2 separate regions of the Mus musculus genome follow, and region 2 is linked to region 1. Evidence: chromatin loops called from intact Hi-C (ENCODE). Cell type or tissue: left cerebral cortex. All regions are shown on one strand. Links, peaks and the distances in the headings refer to the core of each region. The heading gives the core; the rest is flanking DNA. Region 1 has its middle 98 kb from the start of Gm41928. Region 2 overlaps Bcl2 (B cell leukemia/lymphoma 2).

The links. Hi-C counts contacts between places; a loop is a spot of excess contacts. Peaks named below come from ENCODE experiments on the same cell type or tissue, not always from the same donor. Only the 100,000 strongest peaks of a DNase experiment are listed, where the experiment ranks them.
Region 2: a loop joins it to region 1, with 3 times the contacts of the local background. A loop is called at or near these places in 7 of 42 quality-filtered maps.

What each region holds. Positions count from the first base shown.
Region 1 is chr1:106,424,025-106,426,937 of GRCm38, forward strand. No RefSeq gene overlaps it. Among named protein-coding and RNA genes, the nearest start is that of Gm41928, 98 kb to the right of the region's middle. In left cerebral cortex, for the core only: CTCF peaks have their summits at 1,310 (motif pointing right) and 1,513; DNase peaks (open chromatin) are centred at 1,314 and 1,652.
Region 2 is chr1:106,541,247-106,544,159 of GRCm38, forward strand. It overlaps Bcl2 (B cell leukemia/lymphoma 2), which reads right to left. Exons shown (of 2, transcript NM_009741.5): 2 at 1-2,152. The coding sequence ends at 2,018. Among named protein-coding and RNA genes, the nearest start is that of Mir3473f, 3.9 kb to the right of the region's middle. In left cerebral cortex, for the core only: a CTCF peak has its summit at 1,674 (motif pointing right); a DNase peak (open chromatin) is centred at 1,675.

The DNA of each region.
Region 1 (2,913 bases), core at 204-2,703:
CAGCTTGGTTACTGGTGAGTTCCTGGGGCCTCACTGTTAATGCTCCGCTGTCTTCCATCTGCAAAGGTGGCGTGTGATTTCTTTCTGATCTGTGTGGTTTTATGCTCTTTTCTTGTGTTGTTCACCTGCCACAACTTCCAGTGTGGTGTTGCGGAGAAGTGGTGAGCCTTTCTGTTGCTGACCCTACAGGGAAATCTTAGCACTGGTAAGCAGGAGTTTAGTTACAGCTATTTTATAAATACTGTATAGAATTAAAGGAATTTCCTTTATTATCTTGCTGTTGTTGTTGTTGTTGTTGTTTTTTCGAGACAGGGTTTCTCTGTGTAGCCCTGGCTGTCCTGGAACTCACTTTGTAGACCAGGCTGGCCCTGAACTCAGAAATCTGCCTGCCTCTGCCTCCCAGGTGCTGGGATTAAAGGCATGAACCACCATGCTCGGTTCTTATTATCATTTCTTATTGTAGTTTTCTTTTGGAATTGAACACCTTTCGTGGTGTTTACTCGTAGTTTGGGTGCATGCTTATGTGAAGTTGCTATTCTTTTACCATTTTTCTAGTGAGTTGCTGTCCTTAGGATAGTTCTTGCACAGGTGGCTGAATATATCATATATATTTTCTCACACTCAGCTGCCTTGCTCTTTCACCTTACTAATATGATCTTTTGATGTGCAAAATATCTTAATTTCAATTAGGTCTCATTTGCCATTCTCTCTGCCTAAGTTTATGCTTTTGTGGACCTAAGTTTAGGCTTTTGTTTTCTTCTGTCCCCGCTTTGTGTATGTGTGTGTGTGTGTGTCTGTCTGTCTGTCTGTCTATACGTTGTTCTCTTTTTGATGCAAGGTTTCATGAAGCCCAGAGTGACCTCTAACTCCAGGTCTTTCTGCTCTCACTTCCTGAGGGCTGGGCGCACCCACACCAGGTTTCTGCATGCTGGGGACAGAACACAGGGCTTCCTATGAGCAAGGCCTGGACTCTGCCAAATGAGCTAGGTCCCCAGCTGTGTTATGGTTTCTGTAGCTGTGGTAAAATAGCAAGACCAAAGGCAACCTGGGGAGAAAAGGGTTTATTTCAGCTTACAACCCTCAGATCCCACTCCATCACAGAGGGAAATCAGGGTAGGAACTCTGGGCAGGAACCTGGACACAGAAATTGAAGCAGAGGGCACGGATAATAATGCTCAGAATTCATTCCATTTCCTCACAGGTTGTACAGATTTAAGAAAGTGTTTGGTTGTGAGCAACAATAAAAGCAAGAAATGAGGAAAGTTGTCTTTGAGTCCTGGAACAGGCGCTTACAATTCATCACAAAGCCACTAGGGGTCAGAGTACGATAGCTGTTTCAAACCGTGAAAACACACAGCAAAGCAGTTTATTCCGTAAAGAGAAAAGAAAAACCCAAAGTGGCTTTGCCAAAATAAAAGCAAAAATATAATATTTTAAGCTATCCTATATTTACACCAATAAAGCTCATTGATTATCAGGTGTGGCTCTACTTTTGCTGTGTTTTGTGAGACGAGGTCCCATGCAGCTCAGGCTGGCTATGTGACTGGAAATGACCAACTCCTGATGCTCTTGCCCCCACTCCCCATGTACTGGGATTTCAGATGTGCACCCTCACATCTGGATGTGACTTTGTTTTTAACTTGAAAGTCAGTGAATCAAAATGCAATTCAAACCTATTATTGTGCATTTCCAGCTTGGCCACTAGAGTGTGTAAATGCAGGTATGTGATGGTCACGGCCCTCAGAAAATGTGTGGCTGAGACAGGAGAGCAAGCAGACAGGAGGCATTCGAACTTGACAGTGCTCTGCCCTTGTTTGCTGTCATATGACTTTAGAAGATTCTAAACCTTCGTGTACCCAAGAAAACTGGCTTCCAGCTCAGCCTTGTTGTGGCTTCAGAAACATTTGAAATTGTTGCTATATGATCTTTTCCATTGGATCATTCCTGGCTCACACAGTGGAGAGAGATGATAATGTCATAACCACCTAGCTGCCAGGTACAGTGGAAAAAGCAGCCGGCAGGTCCCAGCTGGTGCGGCCTTTTAGCATCTTATCAGAGAAGTATTTGATGTGTTCATCCTGTGCATTGGATTGAAGTAACTTTTGGCTAACAGAGTCCACACTTCCCAAGCCCTATGGGATAAAGATGAAAGATGACAGTCAACAACAACAACAAAAAATGTTACAGAACAGGTTTCTCCTGGTTCATTTTTCCAAAAAATATTTATGAACGCTGAGCTCCACCTGTGGCATCCTACGGGCTTCAAAGATCTGTCAAAGAAATAAGACTCTGAAGCTTCAGGACAGTGGGATCTGTGACAGTTGTGAGGGGAGGCCAGGCAGAGGAGGCCAGGCAGAGGGAGAGGAGTCTCCACCACAGAAGGACTAGAGGAGCTGACACGGAGGCTTCAGTTACCTTGACTATGTCCGGGCATCCGGCAATAACACAACTACAATGATTATGCACTTCTGTGATCCACTGTGTCCTGTGTTCCTACAGAAAACAAGACAGAACAAAACAGGAGCATTCCTGTTGAACCCAGCTTAGAACAACACTAGCAAACATAAAAGGGTGTGTCCCATGCTGAGGGTAAGTCCATATTCACACCCACGAGTCATCTTCGGAGAGAAAAACACTCAGGCAAGAGGCCATAGCTGTTAAAACCAATAAAAGATGGAACCAGTGAGGGTAAATGTGACTTGTATTTGAAGAAAACCAAAATAGAATGTCTGGAAACAACAAAAACAAAACAAAACAAAAAAACAAAAACAAAAAACGGGGCTATTTGAACTGCTTCAGGGCTGGGGGTTGGCTAAGCCACTGTTTAGATAGATACAGCTGAGTTTGAAGGCTGGAAGATAGAACCAAGTGGGGATTTGTTACACATGAACGATAGAAAGATCATTATACTCC
Region 2 (2,913 bases), core at 291-2,790, 120 kb after region 1:
GATAAGCAATCCCAGGGTCTGTCCCGGCAGAGGGGTAGGCTCCAACAGCACAGCGGAGGGAACAGGCAAGCCCAGCTCCATCGGTTCCTCGCATCTCTCTAAAGCTGTTCCCACCTTTTCAGAAATGCTTTTGAAGAATCAAGAGACAAATACCTCAAATGGAAAAAGTATCTTTTTCTGTTTGTGTGACTAACAAACATTCTAGAGGTCATAACTAAATACAATTTAAACAATGCTGAGATGCATGGATTCTTTTTGAAAGCAGCTTTTGAAATATCAACCACAGCAATAAACATTGAGTGAAGTACATTCCAACGTTAATACAGATGAATGGTACAGGGTGTGATAATGCCCCAAAGGTAATTCCACAAATACCCCCATGCTAATTCTGAACTTGGGGAAAAAGTGGTTCCCCTTTCATTAGCTGGAAATTTCATCACTTCTTTTGTTATTCCTCCATAATATACCATCTTTTTTTTTTTTTTTTTTTTTTTTTGGCCCCAGGATGTATAGATAATCTCCACATTCCATACATTCCTGAAACTTTTTATTCTCTCTCTCTGTCAGATTTTCAAATAGAACCAAACTACAAGATAATGTTTTACATGTAAATCCATAGACACGGGTCATCGACTCCGTGAGCCTCGCTTCACTGCCTCCTTAGGATTTTTGGCCAAAGTAACTTAAAGCCTTGCCTTAAATGTGACAGCACTGCCAGCAGGTACCTGTGGCCACCTAAAGCTCCGCCGGGCTTCTTCTTCTGTGTGGTGGTCTTCCTGCCTTCACTATGCCCTCAGGCAGGATGGGCACTACCTGCGTTCTCCTCTCTACAGTGGCAAGTGTCTTAGAAAGAGCAGTTCTCCTGCTCCAGACAGGCCCAGCCTGGAGGGCCTGAGGGTAGCAGACCCTGGTGAGTCTCTATTATATTGCTCTTTCTTACTGGGTAAGTCTGAGCTCAGAGACCAGCTGCTCTGTTCCAAACCCGGTGAGGAGGCTGGTGAGGGCCACACTCAGGGCAGGCTGCCCAGGCCAAGTTGCTGAGCCACAGGGAGGTTCTGCAGATGTTGGTCTCCATAAAGCAGGCACTTGTGGCTGCCTGAAGCGCTAGGTGACCCCATTCTTCCTGATGCTGAAGAAGTCGTCACACATCCACTTCCTGGAATCCAGAAGCCTTTGTTTCCTCCTCAGACAGAGTGAGTATTGGAGGAGGGGGTGTGCGTATCCAAAATATATGATTATCTACAGTCAGGGCTTAAGGTACTGGATGATATTGTATAAACTGCTAAAATGCTTCTCGGCACAATTGGTAGCTTAAAAAAATAATTTCCTATGATTAAGGGCATTTTCCCACCACTGTCTTTCAGCAGGGAAGTCTCAGTGGGTACCAAGTTCATCTGAAGTTTCCAGCCTTTGTCCTCTGACTGGGTATGTACCATGTGAGTCATATACAAAAGTCCCTTCTCCAGTCCATGGAAGACCAGGCTTTCTTGTAGGCACCTGCTCCTTCTAGCATCCTGGCCCCCAGGGCCAGTATATAGAGATCACATTGAAGCCTTCTTCAAAGCTTCTAGCAGCCAGACTGCAGGCTTCCCCAGCCGTCAGGGTCCTGTGCCACTTGCTCTTTAGATGGTGGGCCAGTTTGGCCAATATTGAAAACAGATCCATGACCACAGGCACAGGCCAGCAGGTGGAGCCACACGTTTCTTGGCAATTCCTGGTTCGGTTTTCAAAGCCTGGAGTTTCGGTGGAACTGTCTTAAATAAATAAATCTTTTTTTTCCTAAATAATGTAAAAAATAAATGATATTTCCCTTTGGCAGTAAATAGCTGATTCGACCATTTGCCTGAATGTGTGTGTGTGTGTGTGTGTGTGTGTGTGTGTGTGTGTGTGTGTGTGTGTGTGTTCTGCTTTAAAAAAAGATCACAACTTTGTTTCATGGTACATCATTGATAATGCATATAATTTCTACTGCTTTAGTGAACCTTTTGCATATTTGTTTGGGGCAGGTTTGTCGACCTCACTTGTGGCCCAGGTATGCACCCAGAGTGATGCAGGCCCCGACCAGGGCCAGGCTGAGCAGGGTCTTCAGAGACAGCCAGGAGAAATCAAACAGAGGTCGCATGCTGGGGCCATATAGTTCCACAAAGGCATCCTGCAGAGGGAAAGAGAAAGAAGGACAAAGAAAGACTGTTAGCCACCAAGAGATATCATGGCCTCCCTACTAGCAGGGCAGAGGCACGGTACCCTGTGCCCCTGCATGCCAGGTAACTTCAGACCTCAGAGGGGAATGCAAACCTACTCTTTGGAGGCAATGACAAAAAGTGGACTAGAAGCTCTTATTGTACAAAGCACTTGTGAAACAGGGCTCACCCCAAGAGATATCATGGAAGGCAATGGATAGGAAAGTGTTCAGGATAAGTCAGTAAAGACAAGAAAATTGGCGGTTTTGCAATTTTTTTTTTTGCTTGCACAGCCATTCATAAATACAATAAAGCACAGTTCAGTCAATGTCTCTCACACATTTCCTTTTTATTGTGAGCTTGCTGTATCCTAGGGACTGTACTAGACACCTAACATACATTATCTTATTTTTCATACCGATCTTACAAAATCATTTTCGTTCTTCCTGTTTAGAAGATGGCAATCTCACCTGCCTGTTGTAATGGGCTGCCAGTCAAGTTACAGGGCAGTTGTGAGGGAGAAGAGCCAGGCATAACTGCCCAGATTACAGGCTGCAGTTTTGATGGAGAGAGCCAATCTAGCTCACTTGTAGGGATTCACTGAGTAGGGGGTTGTTAGGAGTTAAAGAATATGGGCAGGAAGTGGTAGAGCCAGGATTCGAACCCAGAAACGAGCCAATGCCCTTTACTTTGCTTTGTGCTCTCTGGCACTGGGATTCTGGCTGGGTGCCAC